Regions from separate parts of the Homo sapiens genome. Here region 2 is linked to region 1. The links are chromatin loops, found by intact Hi-C in ENCODE. Cell type or tissue: Caco-2. All regions are shown on one strand. Each heading gives the region's core, and the rest is flanking DNA. Links, peaks and the distances in the headings are about the cores only. Region 1 overlaps LINC02945 (long intergenic non-protein coding RNA 2945). Region 2 has its middle 480 kb from the start of MIR297.

Region 1 (16,332 bases), core at 4,192-12,191:
TTATTACCTTCATTTTATAGATAAGAACAGTGAGATTTAGATAGATAGTTATTTTTTTAGTGTCATACTCTTGGTAAGCAATGAAGCCTTGATCTTGATACTAGCACAGACCTGTCTGAATCTAGAGCTGAAAGCTCAACTACGATCATGAATTGCCTTTCCAGTAATAGAAAACCAGTTGTCAAGCTACAAGACCAGATTTTAAGGCTCGTGATTAGACTGATAACGGATTTTGCCAAAAAATTAAATTGAAAATATTTATGATTGCTTAAATTATTTCATTAAAGTGTTTCCACCTCGTCTACAATAATAATGTAGATTATCATTATTATTATCTTAGAAACAAGAGGCTGGACAATGGAATGAATCAAACTTCCCTGACCACAGCATTCCTTAAAATGTTCATTACCCTCACATTGTGTGGCCTTGTTTTATCTTCTTAAGAGCATTGTTGTTGGAATTTATATAAACTTACTTCCTCTGGATAAAGATCTATGTTTGGATCCAAAATTTTCATATTATCAACATGACAATATTGATATAATGTTGTTTTGCCTCCTCCACAAGATTGCATCTTCCAAATAGCATAAATTGTGTCTCATTCATGCTCAAAGCCCGCTACACTGTAAGATTCCAGTACACATTCAACAAATGCTTATTGAACAAACTCATACTACTTTGTAGCATCCATAACAAGTTCCACAGTCTTCTGTATATGAATGGTATTCAGTAAATACACATTGGAAAAGTTATGACCTCTTTATTAAATAAAGAAGAACATCTTACTCAAAATATAACAGTAAAAGCATTTAATGTTTTAATGCAAAACCTCAAATATGGGTGGCCAAAAGAAATCATGGTAAGGTGACTTCCCTAAAATAAGACCCACCAAATCGCTAAGATCCAAAATAAAAATGAGAGATTTTTATTAATATATTTAATCCCATCTAACATCTTTCCCACTCAACTTTGAAAACAACAGGAAGTAGAAGAAAATGCCAAGTTATTAGTTGGTCTAGGACAGTCTTAGAAACAATTTTAAATTTATAACTCCAAATCTGAAGACTCAAGTATTTCTTCTAAAAATATTTATTTAGAAATAATTTAATACCATAAAGATATATAAAACCTTTTTTTCAGGTTTACAATTTAGTGTAGGGTCTGAGATTCAAATAGTTAAAAAAAGGAAAGAAAAAAAAGAAGTAGGATTTTCTCTTTCATATATTTATTCTAATAGGTATAATTTTATTAGCATCTGTCTTATCCATGAGACTGTAAGGCTTATTAGACAGAGGTTATGTCTATTTTTCTTCTTGATTTATTCCCAGTACCAAAGGCAGTACCTAGAAAACATGCACATTAAACCATCATTTGTTAACTGTTTATTATTGAGTTGTATATATCATTAAGTCCTGTAGGATTTTAGAGAGACAGTGATTGCTTCCAGTTGGAGTAATTATAGAAGGCAGTGGAAACAAAATAGCTTTTGAGTTGATCTTGAAGAATGAGTTCGAATTTCAGTAGATGGGGTTAAAAGTGTGTATTTCCATGTTGAGGAGCAAGGGAGTGGAGTTGAGGAAGGAAGGCTATCAGGCAGATAGAATAACACAAAGATAAAATACAAACATATTCAATTATAGCAAGCAAATTAACTGAAATGTGGGATTGGGGAGAAGGATTCCACAATAAAAATAATAATAATAGAACAGAAAGCTAAAAATTCAGATAAGATCAAAATTCAGAAATCCTTGAAATCTAAGCTAAATGTGGAAGGCTTTTGAACAGGTAATGAATAGCATTTTGTGAATCTAAATCTTCTAATAGACTGCAGCAGTTACTGCACCAAAACAATCAAAGCAGAAAACACTAGTTAGGAGACAATTGCAAAAATCCAAGTGGGAGGTAGATAAAGTTATGAAAATGTTTCTGCTAATTAATTTTTGCAAGATTTTTCCTTTAAATCAGCAAATTGTTAATTTTAGGGCTAAGGTGATTTTAGAAATTATCTTGCTCAAACCCCATATTTTTATGATTTAGGAAATTGAGGACTAAAGAGATTCAATGATCTGCCTAAGATTCCAAAGCCAAGACTGGAAGTGGATCTTCTAGTTTCCAGTTCTATTGTTCTTTCTATCTTAAATATATGCCTCCCTCAAGGTGACGCTTTAAATTAAAAGGAATTAACAAAGTAACAAATACAGAAATAGGACCTTTATTGCTACTTCACTAACCGAACAGTAACCTTATTTAATAGATCTTCCCTGCCTTATTTAATAGATCCCACTGAAACATTGTAATAAATGTAATAAAAGGGGAGATTAGGGCAAACATCAGTGGGAAGACATTAATTAGAGAAGGACCTCACCAATTCTCAGTTGACTAATCCTCAAACCCTGTAATTCTCATAAGAAAACTGGCAATCTTGCTTTACTTCTTATTGAAGAGATTTTCCAGCCAAAGAGAGCAGCAAGCTCAAGTAATCAGAATCTCATTAATTTTATTAAATATGCTATAAAGTCTCATAATAAATAATTAAGCCCTATCAGATATCTGATAGTCTTATCCCTTCTTATAGACATAAATAAAATGACAGTGCTTGCAATGAAAATCATAAAAGATAATTGTGATTATTGATGATAATAATACCTTATGTTTGTTTCAAGAGATTTTAAAGCTTTTCAAAGCATGACTGTTGCATCATAATTGGCATACAAAGCATTTATGTCCTAATCTATATAAATAAGTTTCTATCAACTACCTGTTACACCATCACTTGAAAATGGCTAGACAGATTTTCACCAAATTTGGCTTGTGATGGCCTGACTTAAGACATAAAATAATAATTGCTCAACAAATCCAGTGAGGAGGGCCCTCACAGGGGGGGTCTCCAAGGGAGAAGCTTTATCATCCAGAAACTGCCAACAGTGTTTGAAGCTGCACTGGGCAGAATAAACTGAAATACATAGATATAGTCTATGCTTATCTTATTAGGTATTAGAATATGATCCAAGGTTTCTTTTTCACTATTAAAAAATGTTAAAGACTGTCAAGTTTGTTTTTTAAAAATATATCATACATTTCTACTTATATAGGTAAATACTTCTGGCTGTTAGTAAAATTCAAAGTGCTGTAATTTTGTTTCTTTGTTTTTGACTGTACCTGGATTACAAATGCAATACAGAATTTATCATTTCAGTTTATTCTTTTTCATATAGCCATTAAATCAGTTGCTTGATGTGGTAGGCAGAATCTCTCCCCTAAATATGTCCACACCCTAATTCTTGGAACCTGTGAATATGCTAATTTGCATGGCAAAAAGGATTGTGAGAATGTAATTAAAATTACAATCCTTAAAATGTGGTAATTATCATGGATTATCCTGGTAGGCCCAGTGTAATCACATGAGCCATGACTCTGGCCATAGTCAGAGATGTTGCGGAAGGAGAAATCAGAGAGATTTGAAACATGATAGGGAATTGGTTCACCATGATTAGAGGTGACCTATGGAAAGCATGAGAGAGAATTCAACCAGCATCTAGAAGCAAAGACTAGCCCCAGCTGACAATCAACGAGGAACAAGGACCTCAGTCCTACAACCATAAGGAACTAAATTTGGCCAAGAAACTGAATAGCTTGGAAGCAGATTCTTCCCCCCAGAGCCTCCAGTAAGGAATGCAGCCCAGCTGGAACCTGGATTTTAGTCTCGTGAGACCCTAAGCAGAGGGTCCAGCCAAGTCCACAAGGAATTATAACCTACAAAAACTGACAGATTAATATATTTCTGTTGTTTGAAGTTGCTAAGGTTTGGTAATATGTTACAGCAGCAACAAAAAGAAAGAATACACCTGAGTATTCTGGTCAATGTCATTAATTCAGGACATGCCATATGTAAAGTACTATGCTAGAGTAAATGTTTCCTTACCTTGGATGACATACAATCTGGTTAGGAAGGTAAGATAAACATATAAAAATGTAATTAGTAAATCCAGGGAGTAGCAGGAATGCCTAGCAATATCATTTAGGGAAGTCTAGATAAAAGGTAGTTTTTTTTTTCTATGTATAGGGCAATGTTTCTCAAATTATAGCATATATCAGGATCACCAGGAATCTTTTGAAGATCTTATTAAAGATATCTCACTCAGGGCTGGACATGGTGGCTCAGGCCTGTAATCCCAGCACTTTAGGAAGCCGAGGTGGAAGAATCACTTGAAGCCAGGCGTTCAAGACCAGTCTGGGCAACAAGGGGAGAGACCCTGTCTCTACAATTTTTTTTTTTTTAATTAGCCAGACATGGTATCGTGCAACTATAGTCCCAACAACTCCAAAGGCTGAGGCAGGAGGATTGCTTGAGCCTAGGAGTTTGAGGCCACAGTGAGCTATGATGACACCACTGCACTCCAGTCCAGATGACAGAGTAAGAGCCGTCTCTAAAATAAAATAAAATAAAATAAAATAAAATAAAATAAAATAAAATAAAATAAAATAAAATAAAAATAAATAAAGATAAAGATAAAGATATCTCTGATTCAGTAAGTTTGGATGGGACTTGAGAAGTTGCGTTAGCAGATTTCTAGGTGAGACTCGTGCTGCTGATCCTAGGACCATACATTGAGAAGTAGAAAAGGGAAATAGTTTAAGCAAATATTTAAGGCTTAATTAGAAGTTCAAGAATTGTTTAGGGACCATGAGTTGACTTGCATGAAAATGGTGCTTTGCAAAGATTATTGAGGCCATAAATATTCAGAAAATATTTGTAGTTGGGAAGAGATCTAAAACAGAAAAAAAAGGGGGGGAGGGGGGAACCTTGAGAAATGGCAAAATACTATGAGATAAGAAAATATTAGTTAATAATAAATAGAGTAACCTGGCATGTTATACTAAAAGTAATTGATTCTTTAAGCTTTGGAGCATTTTATATTTTTTTCTTCTGTCAATTTTGGTGGTGTTTTTAGAAAACTTTATCCATTTCCTCCAAGCTGTCAAAGTTATTAGTATAAATTTATTTGTAATATCCTTTATTCCCATTTGGATGTCTTTAGTATCTGCAACATTGTTGCCTTTTTCATTATTAATATTGATAATTTGTGTTCTCTTTTGCTTTATCACCCTTAAAAAAGGTTTTCAATCATATTGACTTTTTCAAATAATCAAATTTTGACTGTCAAAACTTTCTTTACATTTATTTTCTCCTTTATTTTGGTTCTTATCTTTATAATTTCCTTTCAATATTTCTGTTTAGTATGATTTGTTGTAGGTGTTTCTAACTTATGAAGATGAAAGCATTAGAACAGTGATTTAAGCCCTTCTTCTCTTCTATTGTATGCATTTAATGCTACAAATTTCCACTGCAATACAGCTGTAGCTGCATTCCATGGGTTTTGCTATATCACATTTTATTATCATTTAATTTGAAATAATTTTTAAAAGTTTATTATTATTTCTTCCTTATCCCACAGGCTTTCATAAGTATTCTGTTTAACTTAAAGACAATTTTGGAATTTTTGATACATTTTGGTTATTATTTTATTACCTTTAGGAAAGCATATTCTGAATTATTTCAATCCTTGCAAATGTATTGAGATTTTTTATGGTCCAATTATAGTAAGTCTGATCAGCATTCCATGTGCATTTGAAAGGAATGTGAATTCTGTCATTGTTGGGCATATTGTTCTATATAAGTCAGTTAGGTCAAATTTGATAATTGTACTATTGAGATCTTCTATACTCCCACTAAGATTTTCATCTGCTTGTTCTCTCAGCTCTTAGGATAGGTCTATTTAAGTCACCAACTCTGATTATGGATTTGTATATTTTTCCTTTTCTTCCAGTTAATTTTTCCTTTATATTTTTTAATGTAATAAAATCATGTTATATACATAAATATTTTTAAGATTGTGACATTGTCCTAGTGGTTTGGCTATCACTTAAAGTCCCTATTTATCACCAATAATGACACAAACTTGACTTTTAAAATTAAAGTAGAATTTCTCTGACATTATTTATTTTGGGCTAGTATATACATGACATGTCTTTTTTAATCCTTTTACTTTCAATCATTATCTTACATTTGAGCTATGTATCTTGTAAGCATTACATAATTTGTTTTCCCCATCATCTACAACTTTAGTCTTTTTCTTTGCATATTTATTCCAATTGCATTAATTTAAGTGCATTTGTTTTTTATCCTTCCTTACCATCCTTGTCTAATCAAACATTTTTTAAAATTATTGTTCCATTTCCTGACTGGTTAAATTGTTAAATATGCCTTCTTTTAGCCATTAATCTATATGTTACAACATGCATCTATTATATTCTCATGTAAATTATTACTACTTTCCTAAAAAAATGCTAAAATCTTGAAGTGCCTTAACTTTACCTTTTTTCTGCCTTTTACATTAATTTTGTATTTTAATTCTACAAATATTTTACAAGTGCTTTATACTCCATAAGACATTATTTTATCACCAGTATTAACCTACAGAGTTACTTTTTCTAGTAGCCTACATTTCTTTTTATATTTTCATTATCTTATGTAGAATCATTTCCCTGTTCATTAAGAATTTTCTCGAGTATTTACTTCAATACAGACATGCTTATGAAAAATTCAGTTTTTATTTGCTTAAAATATCTTTATATCCCACTTCATTTTTGTAGGATATTTACCTGGTCATAGTATTCTAGGTTGGTAGTTATTTTCTTTTAACCCTTTCAATATTGCCTTCTGGCTTATATTATTTGTTAAGAAGACAGATGCAAGTCTTAAAATTATTTATTTAAAGTTAATAATTTTTCTCCAACTTAAAAAAATGTTTCTCTCTGTTCTGGATTTTCAGCAGTTTGACTATGATGTGCTTGTGTGTGTGTGTGTATGTGTGTGTACATGTGTGTGTGTGTGTGTACGTGTCTCTGTGTGTGTGTGTGTATTGGTTTTTTGGTTTTTGTATCCTTTTTGGGGTTTGCTGAGATTTTTGAATCTGTGTGTTTGTGCTTTCATCAGTTTGGGGACACACCAAGCCATTATCAAATATGGTTCTTCCCAATTTTCTCTCTCCTGTTTTGGTTACTCACATTAAACATATATTAGATTTCTTTACTATGTGCCACATCTTTTAGGCTATGTTTTATATTTCCTGTGTTTTTGGTGTGTTTTAATTTTAATACTGTGTGTTGACCTGTATTAACGTTCATCAATCCTATCTTCTGCTGTGCCCCACATGCTGTTAAACTCATTCACTGTGTTCTGAATTTCAGATGTTGTATTTTCAGATCTGCTGTAATGAGAAAACAGTATGCCTGAAAATGCAGCCAATAGAAAGAAATAATAAAATGTAGAGATGTAGAAATACTGGGAATCATGACATTACTTGAGTCTCTGGACCCAGTGCTGCTTGAAGCTAGTACTATCCGTGATCTTTCCAATTACATAAGTCAGTAAATCTTGTTTTTGTTAGTTGGAATTCAGCTTCCAATTACTTGAAACTCAAATAATCCTTACAAGTATAAATCACCAAGTTGGCATTCACTATATGCCAGTTTGTCATCCAGAGGTCCAGAACGGTCCCCAGCACAACAGCCTCTGCCCCATGGAATTGAGTGTGCCACCTTTCTGGCATGTGGATATGGTGACCAATTCAGAAGCCCCCCAAACTCCACCATGCAAAGATTTCTATGGAGGTTTTATTATTTAGGCATGATAAATGAAATCACAAGCCATTGAGGACTGAACTCAATCTCCAGCCACTCTCACCTCCCTGGAGTTAGGGAGACAAAGCTGAAAGTTCTAACTATAATCATGTGGTTAGTTTTTCTTGTGACCAGCCCTCATCCTCACCATCGGTCATCTCACTAGCATACAAAAGATAATAAATTCCAAGGGTTTTAGAACTCCATACCAGGAACCAATAATAGAAAACAATTATTTATTTTTATTATATACAATAAGAAATGAAAATTTTGATATGTAGATTCAATGAAATCCCAATCAAAATCCCAATACATTATTTTGCAGATATCAACCAACTGATTCTAAAGTTTATATGGAGAGGCACCCAGAGTAGTCAACATAATACTGAAGAAGAACAAAGTTGTATGACTGATATTACCAGACTTCAGGACTTACTATAACATACCTACAGTAGTCCAGACACTGTGGTGTTGGTAAAAGAATAGACAAATAGATCAGTGGAACATAATAGAGAACTCAGATACAGAATCACATAAATACAGTCAACTGATCTTTGGAAAAGCAGCAAAGGCAGTACAATAAAGCAAAATAGTCTTTTCAACAAACGGTGCTGGATACTTACATGCAAAAACACTGAATCTAGACACAGGTATTATTCCCTTCACAAAAATAAACTTAAAATGATTAATAGAGCTAAATGTAAAATACAAGAATATAAAACTCCTAGAAAATGAAGTGGGTGAAAATCAAATGACCTTGGGTATGATGATGACATTTTAGATATAATGCCAAGGGTATGATCCATGAAAAAAATAATTGATAAGCTGAACTTCATAAAAAAAAAAAAAAACTTCTGCTCTGTGAAAGACAATGTCAAGAAGATAAGACAAACCAAAGACTGGGAGAAAATATTTTCAAAAGACACATCTGCTAAAGGACTGTTATCCAAAATATATAAAGAACTCTTAAAACTCAACAATAAGGGAGGAGCCAAGATGGCCGAATAGGAACAGCTCCGGTCTACAGCTCCCAGCGTGAGCGACGCAGAAGACAGGTGATTTCTGCATTTCCATCTGAGGTACCGGGTTCATCTCACTAGGGAGTGCCAGACAGTGGCCGCAGGTCAGTGGGTGCGCACACCGTGCACGAGCCGAAGCAGGGCGAGGCATTGCCTCACCTGGGAAGCGCAAGGGGTCAGGGAGTTCCCTTTCCGAGTCAAAGAAAGGGGTGACGGATTCACCTGGAAAATCGGGTCACTCCCACCCGAATATTGCGCTTTTCAGACCGGCTTAAGAAACGGCGCACCACGAGAGTATATCCCACACCTGGCTCAGAGGGTCCTACGCCCACGGAATCTCGCTGATTGCTAGCACAGCAGTCTGAGATCAAACTGCAAGGCGGCAACGAGGCTGGGGGAGGGGCGCCCGCCATTGCCCAGGCTTGCTTAGGTAAACAAAGCAGCTGGGAAGCTCGAACTGGGTGGAGCCCACCACAGCTCAAGGAGGCCTGCCTGCCTCTGTAGGCTCCACCTCTGGGGGCAGGGCACAGACAAACAAAAAGACAGCAGTAACCTCTGCAGACTTAAGTGTCCCTGTCTGACAGCTTTGAAGAGAGCAGTGGTTCTCCCAGCACGCAGCTGGAGATCTGAGAGCGGGCAGACTGCCTCCTCAAGTGGGTCCCTGACCCCTGACCCCCGAGCAGCCTAACTGGGAGGCATCCCCCAGCAGGGGCACACTGACACCTCACACGGCAGGGTATTCCAACAGACCTGCAGCTGAGGGTCCTGTCTATTAGAAGGAAAACTAACAACCAGAAAGGACATCTACACCGAAAACCCATCTGTACATCACCATCATCAAAGACCAAAAGTAGATAAAACCACAAAGATGGGGAAAAAACAGAACAGAAAAACTGGAAACTCTAAAATGCAGAGCGCCTCTCCTCCTCCAAAGGAACGCAGTTCCTCACCAGCAACAGAACAAAGCTGGATGGAGAATGATTTTGACGAGCTGAGAGAAGAAGGCTTCAGACAATCAAATTACTCTGAGCTACGGGAGGACATTCAAACCAAAGGCAAAGAAGTTGAAAACTTTGAAAAAAATTTAGAAGAATGTATAACTAGAATAACCAATACAGAGAAGTGCTTAAAGGAGCTGATGGAGCTGAAAACCAAGGCTCGAGAACTACGTGAAGAATGCAGAAGCCTCAGGAGCCGATGCGATCAACTGGAAGAAAGGGTATCAGCAATGGAAGATGAAATGAATGAAATGAAGCTAGAAGGGAAGTTTAGAGAAAAAAGAATAAAAAGAAATGAGCAAAGCCTCCAAGAAATATGGGACTATGTGAAAAGACCAAATCTACGTCTAATTGGTGTACCTGAAAGTGATGTGGAGAATGGAACCAAGTTGGAAAACACTCTGCAGGATATTATCCAGGAGAACTTCCCCAATCTAGCAAGGCAGGCCAACGTTCAGATTCAGGAAATACAGAGAACGCCACAAAGATACTCCTCGAGAAGAGCAACTCCAAGACACATAATTGTCAGATTCACCAAAGTTGAAATGAAGGAAAAAATGTTAAGGGCAGCCAGAGAGAAAGGTCGGGTTACCCTCAAAGGAAAGCCCATCAGACTAACAGCGGATCTCTCGGCAGAAACCCTACAAGCCAGAAGAGAGTGGGGGCCAATATTCAACATTCTTAAAGAAAAGAATTTTCAACCCAGAATTTCATATCCAGCCAAACTAAGCTTCATAAGTGAAGGAGAAATAAAATACTTTATAGACAAGCAAATGCTGAGAGATTTTGTCACCACCAGGCCTGCCCTAAAAGAGCTCCTGAAGGAAGCGCTAAACATGGAAAGGAACAACCGGTACCAGCCGCTGCAAAATCATGCCAAAATGTAAAGACCATCGAGACTAGGAAGAAACTGCATCAACTAATGAGCAAAATCACCAGCTAACATCATAATGACAGGATCAAATTCACACATAACAATATTAACTTTAAATATAAATGGACTAAATTCTGCAATTAAAAGACACAGACTGGCAAGTTGGATAAAGAGTCAAGACCCATCAGTGTGCTGTATTCAGGAAACCCATCTCACGTGCAGAGACACACATAGGCTCAAAATAAAAGGATGGAGGAAGATCTACCAAGCAAATGGAAAACAAAAAAAGGCAGGGGTTGCAATCCTAGTCTCTGATAAAACAGACTTTAAACCAACAAAGATCAAAAGAGACAAAGAAGGCCATTACATAATGGTAAAGGGATCAATTCAACAAGAGGAGCTAACTATCCTAAATATTTATGCACCCAATACAGGAGCACCCAGATTCATAAAGCAAGTCCTGAGTGACCTACAAAGAGACTTAGACTCCCACACATTAATAATGGGAGACTTTAACACCCCACTGTCAACATTAGACAGATCAACGAGACAGAACGTCAACAAGGATACCCAGGAATTGAACTCAGCTCTGCACCAAGCAGACCTAATAGACATCTACAGAACTCTCCACCCCAAATCAACAGAATATACATTTTTTTCAGCACCACACCACACCTATTCCAAAATTGACCACATAGTTGGAAGTAAAGCTCTCCTCAGCAAATGTAAAAGAACAGAAATTATAACAAACTATCTCTCAGACCACAGTGCAATCAAACTAGAACTCAGGATTAAGAATCTCACTCAAAGCCGCTCAACTACATGGAAACTGAACAACCTGCTCCTGAATGACTACTGGGTACATAACGAAATGAAGGCAGAAATAAAGATGTTCTTTGAAACCAACGAGAACAAAGACACCACATACCAGAATCTCTGGGACGCATTCAAAGCAGTGTGTAGAGGGAAATTTATAGCACTAAATGCCCACAAGAGAAAGCAGGAAAGATCCAAAATTGACACCCTAACATCACAATTAAAAGAACTAGAAAAGCAAGAGCAAACACATTCAAAAGCTAGCAGAAGGCAAGAAATAACTAAAATCAGAGCAGAACTGAAGGAAATAGAGACACAAAAAACCCTTCAAAAAATCAATGAATCCAGGAGCTGGTTTTTTGAAAGGATCAACAAAATTGATAGACCGCTAGCAAGACTAATAAAGAAAAAAAGAGAGAAGAATCAAATAGACACAATAAAAAATGATAAAGGGGATATCACCACCGATCCCACAGAAATACAAACTACCATCAGAGAATACTACAAACACCTCTACACAAATAAACTAGAAAATCTAGAAGAAATGGATACATTCCTCGACACATACACTTTCCCAAGACTAAACCAGGAAGAAGTTGAATCTCTGAATAGACCAATAACAGGATCTGAAATTGTGGCAATAATCAATAGTTTACCAACCAAAAAGAGTCCAGGACCAGATGGATTCACAGCCGAATTCTACCAGAGGTACAAGGAGGAACTGGTACCATTCCTTCTGAAACTATTCCAATCAATAGAAAAAGAGGGAATCCTCCCTAACTCATTTTATGAGGCCAGCATCATTCTGATACCAAAGCCGGGCAGAGACACAACCAAAAAAGAGAATTTTAGACCAATATCCTTGATGAACATTGATGCAAAAATCCTCAATAAAATACTGGCAAACCGAATTCAGCAGCACATCAAAAAGCTTATCCACCATGATCAAGTGGGCTTCATCCCTGGGATGCAAGGCTGGTTCAATATACGCAAATCAATAAATGTAATCCAGCATATAAACAGAGCCAAAGACAAAAACCACTTGATTATCTCAATAGATGCAGAAAAAGCCTTTGACAAAATTCAACAACCCTTCATGCTAAAAACTCTCAATAAATTAGGTATTGATGGGACGTATTTCAAAATAATAAGAGCTATCTATGACAAACCCACAGCCAATATCATACTGAATGGGCAAAAACTGGAAGCATTCCCTTTGAAAACTGGCACAAGACAGGGATGCCCTCTCTCACCACTCCTATTCAACATAGTGTTGGAAGTTCTGGCCAGGGCAATCAGGCAGGAGAAGGAAATAAAGGGTATTCAATTAGGAAAAGAGGAAGTCAAATTGTCCCTGTTTGCAGACGACATGATTGTTTATCTAGAAAACCCCATCGTCTCAGCCCAAAATCTCCTTAAGCTGATAAGCAACTTCAGCAAAGTCTCAGGATACAAAATCAATGTACAAAAATCACAAGCATTCTTATACACCAACAACAGACAAACAGAGAGCCAAATCATGGGTGAACTCCCATTCACAATTGCTTCAAAGAGAATAAAATACCTAGGAATCCAACTTACAAGGGATGTGAAGGACCTCTTCAAGGAGAACTACAAACCACTGCTCAAGGAAATAAAAGAGGACACAAACAAATGGAAGAACATTCCATGCTCATGGATAGGAAGAATGAATATCGTGAAAATGGCCATACTGCCCAAGGTAATTTACAGATTCAATGCCATCCCCATCAAGCTACCAATGACTTTCTTCACAGAATTGGAAAAAACTACTTTAAAGTTCATATGGAACCAAAAAAGAGCCCGCATCGCCAAGTCAATCCTACGCCAAAAGAACAAAGCTGGAGGCATCACACTACCTGACTTCAAACTATACTACAAGGCTACAGTAACCAAAACAGCATGGTACTGGTACCAAAACAGAGATATAGATCAATGGAACAGAACAGAGCCCTCAGAAATAATGCCGCATATCTACAACTATCTGATCTTTGACAAACCTGAGAAAAACAAGCAATGGGGAAAGGATTCCCTATTGAATAAATGGTGCTGGGAAAACTGGCTAGCCATATGTAGAAAGCTGAAACTGGATCCCTTCCTTACACCTTATACAAAAATCAATTCAAGATGGATTAAAGATTTAAACGTTAGACCTAAAACCATAAAAACCCTAGAAGAAAACCTAGGCATTACCATTCAGGACATAGGCATGGGCAAGGACTTCATGTCCAAAACACCAAAAGCAATGGCAACAAAAGCCAAAATTGACAAATGGGATCTAATTAAACTAAAGAGCTTCTGCACAGCAAAAGAAACTACCATCAGAGTGAACAGGCAACCTACAACATGGGAGAAAATTTTCGCAACCTACTCATCTGACAAAGGGCTAATATCCAGAATCTACAATGAACTCAAACAAATTTACAAGAAAAAAACAAACAACCCCATCAAAAAGTGGGCGAAGGACATGAACAGACACTTCTCAAAAGAAGACATTTATGCAGCCAAAAAACACATGAAAAAATGCTCATCATCACTGGCCATCAGAGAAATGCAAATCAAAACCACTATGAGATATCATCTCACACCAGTTAGAATGGCAATCATTAAAAAGTCAGGAAACAACAGGTGCTGGAGAGGATGTGGAGAAATAGGAACACTTTTACCATGTTGGTGGGACTGTAAACTAGTTCAACCATTGTGGAAGTCAGTGTGGCGATTCCTCAGGGATCTAGAACTAGAAATACCATTTGACCCAGCCATCCCATTACTGGGTATATACCCAAAGGACTATAAATCATGCTGCTATAAAGACACATGCACACGTATGTTTATTGCGACACTATTCACAATAGCAAAGACTTGGAACCAACCCAAATGTCCAACAATGATAGACTGGATTAAGAAAATGTGGCACATATACACCATGGAATACTATGCAGCCATAAAAAATGATGAGTTCATATCCTTTGTAGGGACATGGATGAAATTGGAAACCATCATTCTCAGTAAACTATTGCAAGAACAAAAAACCAAACACCGCATATTCTCACTCATAGGTGGGAATTGAACAATGAGATCACATGGACACAGGAAGGGGAATATCACACTCTGGGGACTGTGGTGGGGTCGGCGGAGGGGGGAGGGATAGCATTGGGAGATATACCTAATGCTAGATGACACATTAGTGGGTGCAGCGCACCAGCATGGCACATGTATACATATGTAACTAACCTGCACAATGTGCACATGTACCCTAAAACTTAGAGTATAAAAAAAAAAAAAAAAAAAAAAATACTCAACAATAAGAAAGCACACAGCCTGATTTTTTAAATGTGCCAAAGGCCTTAACTGATGCCTCTCCAAAGAAGATATTCAGATAGCAAATAAGCATACAAAAAGATGCTCTACCTTGTATGTCATTTGGGAAATGCAAGTTAAAACAACAATGTGATACCACTGTTACGCAATTGATGAACCTACATTGACACATCATGATCACCCAAAAGTGAGCAGAAAGGTAAACAAAGCCTCTTTCTTGTGAATGTGAAGAAATGAGAGTAGGATAAAGAGTGTAAAAGTATTAAGAAAAGAATTACTAAAACAAATCAAGCTTTCCCTGGATCACTTCCTATGAAGACATATACAATTCCTCTTTTTAAAAGAAAATTTACCTAAAACCACAATGCATGTATAGTTACCACTTTCCATGGCAGTTCTGATGACATATAAAAATACATTTGAATTGGATTCTGTAAAGCATGTAATTTAAACATTGGTACAACGCTCTAAGTGGGTTTATAGAATCCATGGGTCTAACATATAGGTGAAATCATGTTACGATGGAATTCTTTCAATTATTCAGGTAATTTTATCCCAAACCATGCTCTGCTTACTATAATACTAAGGTGCTGTTATTCAGTGAAATGCTGTTTCTCACTGCTTTTTGTTATTTTCATTGTAAATAAATTCAAGAGCACTACAACTACATATGAATCAGTACATTTTAATGCTTTATTTAAAAATCCATGCTTAAAGTAATGTTGACTTTGTTGCTGCCACTGTAAAATTTTTAAAAACTATGTAAGTGGTCACATCTTCTAACAAGAAACGCATGGTTCACAAACACTTTAAAAACATGCGTTAAACCAATCGTGACTCCTGCGGGTTAAGTGTATGGGTTCCCGGTCAAAACAGATACAATTTCTCATAATATCTGGCCTCTATGCTGGTGTTCTTTATAATGCTATTATAAGAGGTTTCATTAGTCAAAGACATCTTCATCTAAAGCTTCCTTCTGGAAATCATATCCTATTTAATAAATTAGATGTAAAGCTCTTTATTCAGTTAACCACTTTGGATTTATTTATCTTAGATACATTTGGCGTAAAAACCTAAATCAGAAGTGTTTCACCCTGGTAAGGACATATAAAAATAAAATGGTCTTTCTCTCATTTTATTCCTTCCTATTTCCCTTTACCCCGCCTAGATATAATAACCTATTTCTGAAGTAATACGGATAATTCTGTGACAAATCCACTTCAGCCTTGGTAATGCCCTTCGTTTTGACTTCAAAACATTCACTGGCTCTCATGGATTTGTACTATTTAACACCCAGATAAAGGTAAGCTGCCTTTTTTAATAACGATGGATTACATTTTCTCGTTACATGCTCTTATTCAATTGGATTTTTTCAATTTAAGCACATCTATTCTAGGGAAAAATGTAAGTCTGAGAATAATTGTAGTTATTAGAAAAGTAAACATGATGAAACACAAAGTAACATAAACTGAAATTATCTGATTAAATTACTATAAAAAAGACATGTATTTCCATGGAAAAATGATGCAGCTATGTGCTCTGTATTTTCTCTCTCCATTCTTTGTTATAGGACTATGTCATTACTTGTACTTTCTTATAAACA
Region 2 (16,332 bases), core at 5,292-13,291, 560 kb before region 1:
GGGATCAGCGAATCCCCTTCTGGTTAGGGCTGATCTAAATGCTTTCTCCATGGGCAGCATCAGCTGAGTTAGGTATGGTTTTCCTTTCTGCTCTAACAGGACAGCAGTGAGTTCAATGCCTTACAGTTGCTGTGTTCTCCCTCCCCCAGTGTCCAGATATGCTCTCTGCACCCTGCCACTGCTGCTGAGGGGAGAAGAAAGGGTGGTGTCAGTGATTAACTACTGCTTTTTCTACCTCTTCAATGCCTCTTTCAGTGATATAAAGTTACCACCAGGTACTATGAGTGCTCACCTGGTTTATGGTTCTTATGAAGGTGATTTTTCTGTGTAGATAGTTGTTAAATTGATGTCTTTGCAGGGAGGACGATTGGTTGAACCTTCTATTCTGCCACCTTGCTCCTCTGATTTGCATATCGTTTTCAATTGCACACAGATCATTCTCCAAAATAGATCGTATGTTAGGCCACAAAATAATTCTTAACAAATTTAAGAGATTGCAATTATATTGAGTATCTTTTCTGATCACAATGGCTTAAAACTAGAAATAAATAACAGGAGGAATCTTGGAAAACTCACAAGTAAATGGAAATTAAATAATATGTTCTTGAACAGGCCGGGCGCAGTGGCTCATGCCTGTAATCCCAGCACTTTGGGAGGCCACAGCAGATTGATCACTTGAGGCCAGGAGTTCAGGACCAGCCTGGCCAACATGGCGAAACCCTCTCTACTAAAAATACAAAAAGAAAAAAAAAAAATTAGCCTGCATGGTGGCACATGTATGTAATCCCAGCTACTTAGGTGGCTGAGTCATGAAAATCACTTGAACCCAGGAAGTGGAGGTTGCAGTGAGCTCAGACTGCACCACTACCCTCCAGCCTGGACAGCAGGGTAACTGTATCAAAAAAAAAAAATCTTGACACAAACGAAAATGGAAATAAAACACACTAAAACTTATAGAATCAGCAAAAGCAGTCTTGAGAGGGAGTTTATAGCAATAAGTGCCTTCATCAAAAAAGAAAAAAGATCTCAAATAAACAACCTAATGTTACATCTCAAATAACTAGAAAAGAAAACTATAGTTTGGCCAAACTTCACAGAAGAAAGGAAATAGCAAATATCAGAGAAGAAATCTGCTAAATAGAGACAAGAAAAACAATAGAAAAGATAAACCTAAAAGCTGGGTTTTTGAAAAGGTACACAAAATTGATAAATTTTATCTAAACAAAGATTATATTCATCGGTGAAAAGCTGAAAGCTTTTCTTTTAAGGTCAGGAACAAAATAAAGATGCCTACTCTGGCACCATCTATCCAACATAGTAATAGAATGCCTGGCCAGAGCAATTAGGCAAGAGAAAGGAATAAAAGCCATGCAAATCAGAAGGGAAGAAGTAAAATTATCTCTATTTGGTAATGGCATATCTTATATATTAAAAACTGTTATTTTATAAAAAAGTAAAAACTGACAAATTCAGTAGTTTCATGCTACAAAATTACCACACAAAAAATCAGTAGCATCCCTATATACTAACAACAAACTATCCAAGAAAACAAATTAAGAAAAAAAATCCCATTTACAATTGCATCAAAATAAAGAAATATAATACATAAATAAAATTTTAGGAAGTAAATTTAACCAAAGAATTGGGAGATCTGTGCACTGAAAACTGTAAATCATTGATGAAAAATTGAAGAGGACACCAATAAATGAAAAACTATTCCATGTTCCTAGATTGGAAGAATTAATATAGTTAAAATGTCCATACTACCCGAAGTGATGTATATATTTAATTCAATTTCTATCAAAACTTCATGTTATTTTCCACAGAAATAGAAAAGAAATCCTCAAATTTGTATGGAACCAAAAAAGAGGAAAAAATACTAAAATTTATATGGAACCAAAAAATACCCCAAATAGCAAAAGAAGTCTTAAGCAAAAGGAACAAAGCTAGAGGCATCCCACTTTCTGATTTCAAAGTATATTATGAAACTAATTGTAATCAAAACAGCATGATACTGGTATAAAAAGACACATCAACCTATGGAAGAGAGTAGAAAGTCCAGAAATAACCCCATGTATTTACAATCCTTTTACTTTTGGAAAAAGTACCAAGAACACACAATGAGAAAAGGACAGTCTCTTCAATTAATACTTCTGGGAAAACTGGATATCCCCATACAGAATGAAATTAGACCCTTATCTCACAGCATATACAGGCTGCTCTCCATATTTACTGCTTCTGCATCTGCGGATTCAACCAACCACAGATCAAAAATATTTGACAAAACTAACAATAAAAATAACAATAAAGCAATAAAAACAATACAAATAAAAAACAATACAGTACAGTATATTAACTATTTATATGGCATTTACTTTATATTAAGTATTATAAGTAATCTGGAGGTGACTTAAATTATACAAGAGGATGTGCATAAGTTATATGCAAATACTATATCATTTTATATAGGCATATCTCATTTTATTGTGCTTTGCTTTATTATACTTTGTAGATATTATGGGTCTTTTTTGTCTTGTGTTTGTTTTTTACAAATTGAAGATTTGTGGTGACCCTGTGTGGAGCAACACTATCGGCACCATTTTTCCAACATTATGTGCCCATTTCCTATCTCTGTGACATATTTTGTTAATTCTCACAATATTTCAGACAGTTTCATTATTGTTATATCTGTTATGATGATCTGTAATCAGTGATCTTCAATGTTACTATTGTAATTGTTTTGGTGCACCACAAACTGCACCTATATAAGACAGCAAACTTAATCAATAAATGTTGTGTGTGTTTTGACTCCTCCACTCACTGACTAGTCTATCATCTCTCTTCATCTCCTCAGCCCTCCTTATTCCCTAAGACACAACAATTTTGAAATAAGACCAATTCATAACCCTACAAGTTGCTGCAACATGGATGGAAATGGAGGGCATTTTCTTAAGCAAACTAATACAGCAGCAGAAAACCACATGTTCTCACTTATAAATGGGAGCTAAAAATTGAGTGCACATGACACGAAGAAAGGAACAATAGACCCCAGAGCCTACTTAAGGATGGAGGGTGGGAAGAGGATGAGGATTGAAAAACTACCTGCCGAGTACTGTGCTTACTACCTGGGTGATGAAATAATCTGTACACCAAACTCCCACAACAGGCAATTTACCCATGTAACAAACCTGCACATGTACCCACTGAGCCTAAAATAAAAGTTGGAAAGAAAAAAAAATGACCTTACAATGGCCTCTAAGTATTCAACTGAAAGGAAAAGTTGCACAGCTCTCAATTTAAATCAAAAGCTAGAAATAAAATAAGCTTAGTGAGTAAGGCATGCCAAAAAGCTGAGACAGGCTGAAAGCTAAGCCTCTTATACTAGACTTGTGAGTACAAGTTAGCCAAGTTGTGAGTACAAAGGAAACGTTCTTAAAGGAAATTAAAAGTGCTACTTCGGTGAACACAGGAATGATGAAGTGAAACAGCCTTATTGCTGATATTAAGAAAGTTTGCTTAGTGTGGGTAGATCAAACCAGCCACAACATTCCCTTAAACTAAAGTTGAATCCAGAGTGAGACCCTAACTTTCTTCAATTCTATGAAAGCTGAGAGGGGTGAGGAAGCTACAGAAGAAAAGTTGGAAACTAGCAGAGGTTGGTTCTTGGGATTTAAGGAAAGAAGCCATCTTCACAACATAAAAGTGCAAGATGAAGCAGCAAGTGCTGATGTAGAAGACGTAGCACATTATCCAGAAAATCCAGCTAAGATTATTGATGAAAGTAGCTACATTAAACAACAGATTTTATGTTGGATTCAGCAGCACACATACTGAAACTGGAATGATACAGAAAAAATTAGCATAGCCCCTGCTAAATGATGGCATGCAAATTCATGAAGTATTTCATATTTTTAGCTATAAAGATACTAGAGGCAAGCCTAGGAAAGACTCTTCTAGACATCGGTCTGGGTAGAAAATTCATGACCAGGATCTCAAAAGCAAAACAACAAAAACCAAGATAGTCAGATGGTACTTGATTAAGAAGCTTCTGCACAGCAAAAGAACCAATCAACAGAGTGAACAGACAGCCTACAGAATGGGAGAGGATGTTTGTAAACTATGCATCTGACAGGAAACTAATATCCAGAATTTACAAGGAACTCAAACAACTCAACAACAAACAGATGACCCCGTTAAAGAGTGGCCAGAAGATACTAATAGATATTTTTCAAAAGCAGCATAATTTTTATACATTTGTTGGCTATTTGTATAAAAATCTATTGAAAAATAGAAAATTTTCAAATTTTTATTTTCAATAGATATGTTTCATACAAATAGCTAACAAGCATATAAAAATGCTTAACGTTGTTAATCATCAGAGGAATTTAAATTAATGCCACAGTGGGATGTCATCTTATACCAGTTAGAATGGCTATTATATGAAAAGACAAAAAGTAACAAATGTGGTTGAGGAGGCAGAGAAAAGGGAAGGCTTGTGCACTGTTGATGAGACTATAAATTGGCATAACCTCTATTTAAAACACATGAGGATTTATCAAAGAACCAAAAATGGAGCTGCTGTTTGATCTAGCAATCACACTGCTGGGTATCTACCCAAAGGAAAAGAAATAATTATACCTATCAATAAGATTACTGCACTCATATGTTTATTGCAGCACTATTCATAACAGCAGAGATTTGGATTCAACCTAAGTGTCTATCAGAGGAGGATTGGATAAAGACAATGCATATACACACAATAGAATAATATTTGACCATTAAAAATAATTAAACCATGTCTTTGAAGCAACATGGATGGAACTGGAAGCCATTATCTTAAGTGAAACAACTCAGAAGCAGAAAGAAAAAAAATACTGTATGGTCTCACTTATAAGTGCAAACTAAACAATGTATACATGTGGATGTAATGTATGACTTGGAGACTCAGATGAGTGGGGATGGGAAGAGGGGTGGATGATGGGAATTACCCGATGGGTCCAATGTACATTATTTGGATAGTGGATACACTAAACACCCAGACTTCACAACCAGACAATATAGCCATATAACAAAATTGCACTTGTATCCCTTAAATTTATACAAAACAGGCCAGGCAAGGTGCACTTTGGGAGGCAGAGGCGGGTGAATCACCTGAGATCAGGAGTTCGAGACCACCCTGGCTCACATGACAAAACCCTGTCTCTACTAAAAATACAAATATTAGCTGGGCATGGTGGCACACACCTGTAATCCCAGCTACTCGGGAGGCTGAGGCAGAAGAATCGCTTGAACCAGGGAGGTGGAGGTCACAGTGAGCTGAGATTGTGCCATTGCACTCCAGCCTGGGCAACATGAGCAAAACTCCATCTCAAAAAAATACATATACAAAACAAATGAACGATTTTCAGTGGAGACAAAAAAGGCTTCTATTAGAAGAAGATGCCACCTAGAATTTTCATAGGTAGAGAGAAGTCAATACTTGACTTCAAAGCTTCAAAAGACAAGCCAACTCTCTTTTAGGGGTTAATGAAGCTGATGTCTAGAAGTTGAAGCCAATGCTCATTTACTCAAAAATCCTAGAGCCCCTAAGAATTAATTATGCAAAGTTTACTCTGACTCTGCTCTATATATGGAACAATAAATCCTAAATGACAGTACATTAGTTTATAGCATCATTTACTGAATATTTTAAGCTTATGATTGAGACTTATTGCTAAGAAAAAGAGATTCCTTTCAAAATATTAATGCTGCTTGACAATGCACCTAGTCACCTAAAGTACTGATGGAGATGTACAAAGAGATGAATATGGTTTTCATGCCTACTAACACATCTATCCTGTAGCCCATAGATAAAGGAGTAATTTTGACTTTCGGGTCTTCTTATTTAAGAAATATATTTTGTAAACTATAGCTGCCATAGACAGTAATTTCTCTGATGAATCTGACCTAAGTAAACTGAAAATCTTCTGGAAGGTATTCACCATTCTAGATGTCATTAAGAAAATTCATGATTATGTCAGGAGTCCAAAATACCAACATTAACAAAAGTTTGGAAGAAGTTTATTCCAACTCTTATGGATTACTTTCAGAAGTTTAAGACTTCAGTGAAGTAAGTAACTGCAGATGTGGTAGAAATTAAAAGCGAACTAGACTTAGAAGCGGAGACTGAAGTTGTTACTGAACTAAAATCTCATGATAAAACTTGAATGGATGAGGAGTTGTTTCCTATGGATGAGCAAGAAAGTGGTTTCTTGAGATCAAATCTACTCCGGGTCAAGATGCTGTGAACATTGTTGAAATGACCACAAAGGATTTAAAATATTACATAAATTTAGTTGATAAAGCAAACTGTAGGGTTTGAGAGGATTAATTCCAATTTGGAAAGAGGTTTTATTATGGGTAAAATGCAATCAAACATCACATGCTACAGAGAAATCCTTCTGCAAGGAAGAGTCAATTGATGCGACAAACTTCATTTTTGTTTCATTTCAAGAAATTGGCACAGCCATTCAAACCTTCATCAACCACCACCCTCGTCAGTCAGCAGCCATTAATATCAAAGCAAGACCCTCCACCAGCAAAATGATTATGACTTGCTGAAGGCTCAAATGATCATTAGCATTTTTATCAATAAATAATTCTTAAATTTAGATATGTACTTTGCTTTTTTAAACCTAATTCTATTGTACACTTAATAAATTATGGTATAATATAAACATAACTTTTATATATACTAGGAACCAAAAAAATTGTGTGACTTATTTGTGATATTTGCTTTATTGTGGTAGCCTGATCTAAACCAGCAATATCTTTTAGGCATGCCTTTAAAAGGGACTTGACAGCCTGTGGATTTTGGTATGCTCAGAGAGTCCTAGAAAAAATCCAATGAATACCAATCCAATGAGTTTAATCCCATGAATTCAAGGGACAACTAAACAAAAATCAACTCAAACTGGATAAAATACTTAAATGTAAGACTAGTTATTTTAAAGCTGTTAGGAGAAAACATGTGGGAAAAGCTCCATGACATTAATCTGGGCAATGATTTCTTGAGAAGTATTCCAGAAGCAAATGTAACAAAAGTAAAAATAGATATATAAGATTACATCACACTAAAGAGTTTCTGCATGATAAAGAAAACATTGTGGAAGTCAGTGTGGAGATTCCTCAGGGATCTAGAACTAGAAATACCATTTGACCCAGCCATCCCATTACTGGGTATATACCCAAAGGACTATAAATCATGCTGCTATAAAGACACATGCACACGTATGTTTATTGTGGCACTATTCACAATAGCAAAGACTTGGAACCAACCCAAATGTCCAACAATGATAGACTGGATTAAGAAAATGTGGTACATATACACCATGGAATACTATGCAGCCATAAAAAATGATGAGTTCATGTCCTTTGTAGGGTCATGGATGAAATTGGAAACCATCATTCTCAGTAAACTAAACTATCGCAAGAACAAAAAACCAAACACCGCATGTTCTCAGTCATAGGTGGGAATTGAACAATGAGAACACATGGACACAGGAAGGGGAACATCAGACTCTGGGGACTGTTGTGGGGTGGGGGGAGAGGGGAGGGATAGCATTAGGAGATATACCTAATGCTAAATGACGAGTTAATGAGTGCAGCACACCAGCATGGCACATGTATACATATGTAACCTGCACATTATGCACATGTACCCTAAAACTTAAAGTATAATAATAATAAAATTAAAAAAAATAAAAAATAAAGAAAACATTCATTTTGTAAAGTCAAAAAAAAAAACACATAGTGAAGAGACAACCCGTAGACTGGGAAAAGATATTTTCAAAGCATACATCTGATAAGGGGTTAATATTCAAAATATATAAGCAACTCAATAGCAAGGAAAAAGATAACCTGATTAAAAATTGAGCAAAGTATCTGAACAGACATTTCTCAAAAAAAGATACAATCACCAATAGATATATTTAAAAACATTCAACATCTCTTATCATCAGAGAAATGCTAATTAAAACCACAATGAGATATTGTGGTTTTACCACATACCTGCTAGAATGGCTATTATTAAAAAGACAGATGATAACAAGTGTTAGTGAGGGTATGAAAAAAAAAGAACTCTTGTATAATGTTGATGGGCATGGAAATTAGCATAGCCATTTTGGAAAATAGTATAGAATTTCTTCAAAAAACTAAAAATACAATTACATGTGATGCAGCAATCCCACTTCTGGGCATATATCTGAAGACATTGAAATCAATATGTCAAAGGGATAACTACACCCACATGTTCATTTCAGCATGATTCACAATAGCCGATATACTAAAACAACCAAAGTGTCCATCAATGAATGAATAAAGAAAATGTAGTATATATACACAATTGAATATTACACAGCCTTAAAAACACAATAAAATTCTGTCATTCATGATGACATAAATAGAACTGGAAGATAGTATGCTAAGGGAAATAAACCAGGCACTGAGGGACAAATTCTGTATCATTTTCCTTATATGCGGAATCTAAAAAAGTCAATCTCATAGACGCAGAGTAGAAAAGTGATTACCAGAAGATGGGGGAACGTGGAAGGGATGCAGAAAGAAAAGATGCTAATGAAAGAGTACAAAGTTTCAGACTAGAGATATAAGTTTTATTGATTCATTACACTTCTTGGTAACCACAGTTAATATATTTTATATTTCAAAATTGCTAAAAGAATAGATTTTTAACATTCTTACATAAAAAATGATAAATTTGTGAGGTGATGGATATGTTAATTTGCTTGATTGAATCTTTTAATAATGTATACATAGATTAAAGCATTATGTTGTACTCCATAAATATATACAATTGTTATTAGTTGATTAAAAATAAAATATAAAAAACTGAACCAAGCTAAGACAAAATATATAAACAAAATTTTCTTCAAAGCAGGAAAAAACTTCATTGAAACATATATACACATATACACCAAGGAAACATTGAAATATTTACTTCCTAAGTTATCCTTTTAATTTAGATAATAAACCCTTAACAGTAATAAAGTGCTTATTTAAACTCAGGAAAGTGGCACTTAAACTTAGGAAATTATTTGTCACTCTTTCAGTTTTTGAATGAGTACAGAGAATAAATTTATTGTCAATCAAATGTGTTTTGCATTGTAATAATATAGTTATCTTACACCATAATGTGCTGAAGAAAATATTGAGAATGACTGTCAGAATATTTTATAGAAGTCTAGGATTTTGAAGGATTTCTGAATTCAAATCCCAAACCTTGCAACTGGCCATGTAGTATTAACTAAACATTACTGACTCTCAGTATAAAAGTGAAAACTGGAGAGGAGCCAAGATGGCTGAATAGGAAGAGCTCCGGCCTACAGCTCCCAGCGTGAGCGACGCAGAAGATGGGTGATTTCTGCATTTCCATCTGAGGTACCAGGTTCATCTCACTTGGGAGTGCCAGACAGTGGGCACAGGTCAGTGGGTGCGCGCACCCTGTGCGAGCCGAAGCAGGGCGAGGCATTGCCTCACTAGGGAAGCGCAAGGGGTCAGGGAGTTCCCTTTCCGAGTCAAAGAAAGGGGTGACTGACGCACCTGGAAAATCGGGTCACTCCCACCCGAATACTGCGCTTTTCCGACCAGCTTAAAAAACGGCACACCACGAGATTGTATCCCGCACCTGGCTTGGAGGGTCCTACGCCCACGGAGTCCTCTCGCTGATTGCTAGCACAGCAGTCTGAGATCAAACTGCAATGCGGCAGCCAGGCTGGGGGAGGGGCGCCCGCCATTGCCCAGGCTTGCTTAGGTAAACAAAGCAGCGGGGAAGCTCGAACTGGGTGGAGCCCACCACAGCTAAAGGAGGCCTGCCGGCCTCTATAGGCTCCACCTCTGGGGGCAGGGCACAGACAAACAAAAAGACAGCAGTAACCTCTGCAGACTTAAATGTCCCTGTCTGACAGCTTTGAAGAGAGCAGTGGTTCTCCCAGCACACAGCTGGAGATCTGAGAATGGGCAGACTGCCTCCTCAAGTGGGTCCCTGACCCCCAAGCAGCCTACCTGGGAGGCACCCCCCAGCAAGGGCACACTGACACCTCACACGGCCAGGTACTCCAACAGACCTGCAGCTGAGGGTCCTGTCTGTTAGAAGGAAAACTAACAAACAGAAAGGACATCCACACCAAAAACCCATCTGTACATCACCATCATCAAAGACCAAAAGTAGATAAAACCACAAAGATGGGGAAAAAACAGAACAGAAAAACTGCAAACTCTAAAAAATAGAGCGCCTCTCCTCCTCCAAAGGAACGCAGTTCCTCACCAGCAACGGAACAAAGCTGGATGGAGAATGACTTTGACGAGCTGAGAGAAGAAGGCTTCAGACGATCAAATTACTCTGAGCTACGGGAGGACATTCAAACCAAAGGCAAAGAAGTTGAAAACTTTGAAAAAAATTTAGAAGAATATATAACTAGAATAACCAATACAGAGAAGTGCTTAAAGGAGCTGATGGAGCTGAAAACCAAGGCTCGAGAACTACGTGAAGAATGCAGAAGCCTCAGGAGCTGATGTGATCAACTGGAAGAAAGGGTATCAGCGATGGAAGATGAAATGAATGAAATGAAGCGAGAAGGGAAGTTTAGAGAAAAAAGAATAAAAAGAAATGAGAAAGCCTCCAAGAAATATGGGACTATGTGAAAAGACCAAATCTACGTCTGATTAGGGTACCTGAAAGCAATGGGGAGAATGGAACCAAGTTAGAAAAAACTCTGCAGGATATTATCCAGGAGAACTTCCCCAATCTAGCAAGGCAGGCCAACGTTCAGATTCAGGAAATACAGAGAACACCACAAAGATATTCCTCGAGAAGAGCAACTCCAAGACACATAATTGTCAGATTCACCAAAGTTGAAATGAAGGAAAAAATGTTAAGGGCAGCCAGAGAGAAAGGTCGGGTTACCCTCAAAGGGAAGCCCATCAGACTAACAGCGGATCTCTCGGCAGAAACCCTGCAAGCCAGAAGAGAGTGGGGGCCAATATTCAACATTCTTAAAGAAAAGAATTTTCAACCCAGAATTTCATATCCAGCCAAACTAAGCTTCATAAGCGAAGGAGAAATAAAATACTTGACAGACAAGCAAATGCTGAGAGATTCTGTCACCACCAGGCCCAAGGAAGCACTAAACATGGAAAGGAACAACCAGTACCAGCCACTGCAAAATCATGCCAAAATGTAAAGACCATCGAGACTAGGAAGAAACTGCATCAACTAACCAGCAAAAGAACCAGCTAACATCATAATGACAGGATCAAATTCACACATAACAATATTAACTTTAAATGTAAATGGACTAAATGCTCCAATTAAAAGACACAGACTGGCAAATTGGATAAAGAGTCAAGACCCATCAGTGTGCCGTACTCAGGAAACCCATCTCACGTGCAGAGACACACATAAGCTCAAAATAAAAGGATGGAGGAAGATCTACCAAGCAAATGGAAAACAAAAAAAGGCAGGGGTTGCAATCCTAGTCTCTGATAAAACAGACTTTAAACCAACAAAGATCAAAAGAGACAAAGAAGGCCATTACATAATGGTAAAGGGATCAATTCAACAAGAAGAGCTAACTATCCTAAATATATATGCACCCAATACAGGAACACCCAGATTCATAAAGCAAGTCCTGAGTGACCTACAAAGAGACTTAGACTCCCACACATTAATAATGGGAGACTTTCACACCCCACTGTCAAAATTAGACAGATCAACGAGACAGAAAGTCAACAAGGATACCCAGGAATTGAACTCAGCTCTGCACCAAGCGGACCTAATAGACATCTACAGAACTCTCCACCCCAAATCAACAGAATATACATTTTTTTCAGCACCACACCACACCTATTCCAAAATTGACCACATACTTGGAAGTAAAGCTCTCCTCAGCAAATGTAAAAGAACAGAAATTATAACAAACTATCTCTCAGACCACAGTGCAATCAAACTAGAACTCAGGATTAAGAAACTCACTCAAAACCGCTCAACTACATGGAAACTGAACAACCTGCTCCTGAATGACTACTGGGTACATAACGAAATGAAGGCAGAAATAAAGATGTTCCTTGAAACCAATGAGAACAAAGACATAACATACCAGAATCTCTGGGACGCATTCAAAGCAGTGTGTAGAGGGAAATTTATAGCACTAAATGCCCACAAGAGAAAGCAGGAAAGATCCAAAATTGACACCCTAACATCACAATTAAAAGAACTAGAAAAGCAAGAGCAAACACATTCAAAAGCTAGCAGAAGGCAAGAAATAACTAAAATCAGAGCAGAACTGAAGGAAATAGAGACACAAAAAACCCTTCAAAAAATTAATGAATCCAGGAGCTGGTTTTTTGAAAGGATCAACAAAATTGATAGACTGCTAGCAAGACTAATAAAGAAAAAAAGAGAGAAGAATCAAATAGACGCAATAAAAAATGATAAAGGGGATATCACCACCAATCCCACAGAAATACAATCTACCATCAGAGAATACTACAAACACCTCTACGCAAATAAACTAGAAAATCTAGAAGAAATGGATAAATTCCTCGACACATACACTCTCCCAAGACTAAACCAGGAAGAAGTTGAATCTCTGAATAGACCAATAACAGGATCTGAAATTGTGGCAATAATCAATAGTTTACCAACCAAAAAGAGTCCAGGACCAGATGGATTCACAGCCAAATTCTACCAGCGGTACAAGGAGGAGCTGGTACCATTCCTTCTGAAACAATTCCAATCAATAGAAAAAGAGGGAATCCTCCCTAACTCATTTTATGAGGCCAGCATCATTCTGATACCAAGGCCGGACAGAGACACAACCAAAAAAGAGAATTTTAGACCAATATCCTTGATGAACATTGATGCAAAAATCCTCAATAAAATACTGGCAAAACGAATCCAGCAGCACATCAAAAAGCTTATCCACCATGATCAGTGGGCTTCATCCCTGGGATGCAAGGCTGGTTCAACATACGCAAATCAATAAATGTAATCCAGCATATAAACAGAGCCAAAGACAAAAACCACATGATTCTCTCAATAGATGCAGAAAAAGCCTTTGACAAAATTCAACAACCCTTCATGCTAAAAACTCTCAATAAATTAGGTATTGATGGGACGTATTTCAAAATAATAAGAGCTATCTATGACAAACCCACAGCCAACATCATACTGAATGGGCAAAAACTGGAAGCATTCCCTTTGAAAACTGGCACAAGACAGGGATGCCCTCTCTCACCACTCCTATTCAACATAGTGTTGGAAGTTCTGGCCAGGGCAATTAGGCAGGAGAAGGAAATAATGGGTATTCAATTAGGAAACGAGGAAGTCAAATTGTCCCTGTTTGCAGATGACATGATTGTGTATCTAGAAAACCCCACTGTCTCAGCCCAAAATCTCCTTAAGCTGATAAGCAACTTCAGCAAAGTCTCAGGATACAAAATCAATGTACAAAAATCACAAGCATTCTTATACACCAACAACAGACAAACAGAGCCAAATCATGAGGGAAATCCCATTCACAATTGCTTCAAAGAGAATAAAATACCTAGGAATCCAACTTACAAGGGATGTGAAGGACCTCTTCCAGGAGAACTACAAACCACTGCTCAAGGAAATAAAAGAGGATACAAACAAATGGAAGAACATTCCATGCTCATGGGTAGGAAGAATCAATATCGTGAAAATGGCCATACTGCCAAAGGTAATTTACAGATTCAATGCCATCCCCATCAAGCTACCAATGACTTTCTTCACAGAATTGGAAAAAACTACTTTAAAGTTCATATGGAACCAAAAAAGAGCCCGCATCGCCAAGTCAATCCTAAGCCAAAAGAACAAAGCTGGAGGCATCACACTACCTGACTTCAAACTATACTACAAGGCTACAGTAACCAAAACAGCATGGTACTGGTACCAAAACAGAGATATAGATCAATGGAACAGAACAGAGCCCTCAGAAATAATGCCGCATATCTACAACTATCTGATCTTTGACAAACCTGAGAAAAACAAGCAATGGGGAAAGGATTCCCTATTTAATAAATGGTGCTGGGAAAACTGGCTAGCCATATGTACAAAGCTGAAACTGGATCCCTTCCTTACACCTTATACAAAAATCAATTCAAGATGGATTAAAGACTTAAACGTTAGACCTAAAACCATAAAAACCCTAGAAGATAACCTAGGCATTACCATTTAGGACACAGGCATGGGCAAGGACTTCATGTCTAAAACACCAAAACCAATGGCAACAAAAGACAAAATGGACAAATGGGATCTAATTAAACTAAAGAGCTTCTGCACAGCAAAAGAAACTACCATCAGAGTGAACAGGCAACCTACAGAATGGGAGAAAATTTTCGCTACCTACTCATCTGACAAAGGGCTAATATCCAGAATCTACAATGAACTCAAACAAATTTACAAGAAAAAAACAGACAACCCCATCAAAAAGTGGGCAAAGGACATGAACAGACACTTCCCAAAAGAAGACATTTATGCAGCCAAAAAACACATGAAAAAATGCTCATCATCACTGGCCATCAGAGAAATGCAAATCAAAACCACAATGAGATACCATCTCACACCAGTTAGAATGGCAATCATTCAAAAGTCAGGAAACAACAGGTGCTGGAGAGGATGTGGAGAAATAGGAACACTTTTACACTGTTGGTGGGACTGTAAACTAGTTCAACCATTGTGGAAGTCAGTGTGGCGATTCCTCAGGGATCTAGAACTAGAAATACCATTTGACCCAGCCATCCCATTACTAGGTAAATACCCAAAGGACTATAAATCATGCTGCTATAAAGACACATGCACACGTATGTTTATTGTGGCATTATTCACAATAGCAAAGACTTGGAACCAACCCAAATGTCCAACAATGATAGACTGGATTAAGAAAATGTGGCACATATACACCATGGAATACTATGCAGCCATAAAAAATGATGAGTTCATGTCCTTTGTAGGGACATGGATGAAATTGGAAATCATCATTCTCAGTAAACTATTGCAAGAACAAAAAACCAAACACCGCATATTCTCACTCATAGGTGGGAATTGAACAATGAGATCACATGGACACAGGAAGGGGAATATCACACCCTGGGGACTGTTGTGGGGTGGGAGGAGCGGGGAGAGATAGCATTGGGAGATATACCTAATGCTGGATGACGAGTTAGTGGGTGTAGCGCACCAGCATGGCACAGGTATACATATGTAACTAACCTACACAATGTGCACATGTACCCTAAAACTTAAAGTATAATAAAAAAAAAAATTAAATTAAATTAAATTAAAAAAAAGTGAAAACTGAAAAATGCTAAGTATAGAATTAAATAGATAATATATAACCTATTTTTAGATAAGTCTACTTGTTAGGTGTCTAAATAAATTACAACCCATTTAGGACCTACTTATCTTAATATATTCATAAGGGTGAGTTTGTTTATTATCCACAATATCTGATTCAGAAGTCATCCTTATCCTCGTCCATGGCACCTTACAGCTACATTAAAGCAATTTCTTGCTTATAGATTGGGCTGCTTGGATAGACTAAAAACTCCTTGTAAGCAGTAACTTTCTTAATCATTTTGGTACTGTAAGCACTTTTTTTGTAGCATTTACAAGTGCTCAATAACTGTTTCTTGGCTTTAGTTAAAAAGCCACAACTGATTCTTCAGTGATTTGAAACTCCTAGGCAGATAGTTTAAAAACCCTTTAAAACTTCAGGAACTTTCTAAGAAACAACCAGAGGAGCAATCCCAACCAAACCAAACCAAATAAAATCAGAACATCTGTGTTCTATTATAATTTATTCCCAGAAAAGTGGTTGCCTCATCTGTACTGAATATAAAGGGGTCTCCTGGCTGGTTCTTCAGAGAATTAAAAAGTTCTACTTCTAGATGACCTGAAGGGAAGGTCAGTAGAGTTGATGAGGTTATTTTAAGACATATTAATATAAAGTAATTTGGAAATATTCAGAAGAAGATGACAAGGACAACCCCAGGTTGTAGAGGAGAGGACTGGGTTGGACATTCAGATTGCATTATTACATGAGCTTTAAATGTCTTGTTAGTACTGTTAAAATTTTTTATGCATTTGGGTAGATTTGCCTACAGTATACTATCACTATAACTAGTATATTTATTCAATTAATTTCCAAGTGCAAATAGTGATAACACAGCCATTTTATCAGGGATAAACATATTATTTAAAGAACACACACCTTAACCTAATCATTTGAGTTAATCATTACTCCTGAATTCCTA

Evidence for each region. Hi-C counts contacts between places; a loop is a spot of excess contacts. Peaks named below come from ENCODE experiments on the same cell type or tissue, not always from the same donor. Only the 100,000 strongest peaks of a DNase experiment are listed, where the experiment ranks them.
Region 2: a loop joins it to region 1, with 11 times the contacts of the local background. A loop is called at or near these places in 15 of 110 quality-filtered maps.

The regions. Positions count from the first base shown.
Region 1 is chr4:111,886,136-111,902,467 of GRCh38, forward strand. All of the region lies in intron 1 of LINC02945 (long intergenic non-protein coding RNA 2945), which reads right to left. It overlaps LOC105377369 (a long non-coding RNA gene), which reads left to right. Exons shown (of 4, transcript XR_939077.3): 3 at 15,898-16,032. Among named protein-coding and RNA genes, the nearest start is that of LINC02945, 220 kb to the right of the region's middle. In Caco-2, for the core only: no CTCF peak of the experiment used is centred there; no DNase peak of the experiment used is centred there.
Region 2 is chr4:111,327,606-111,343,937 of GRCh38, forward strand. It overlaps the pseudogene RNU6-289P. Among named protein-coding and RNA genes, the nearest start is that of MIR297, 480 kb to the left of the region's middle. RefSeq lists enhancers at 9,048-9,643, 9,644-10,239. In Caco-2, for the core only: no CTCF peak of the experiment used is centred there; a DNase peak (open chromatin) is centred at 9,836.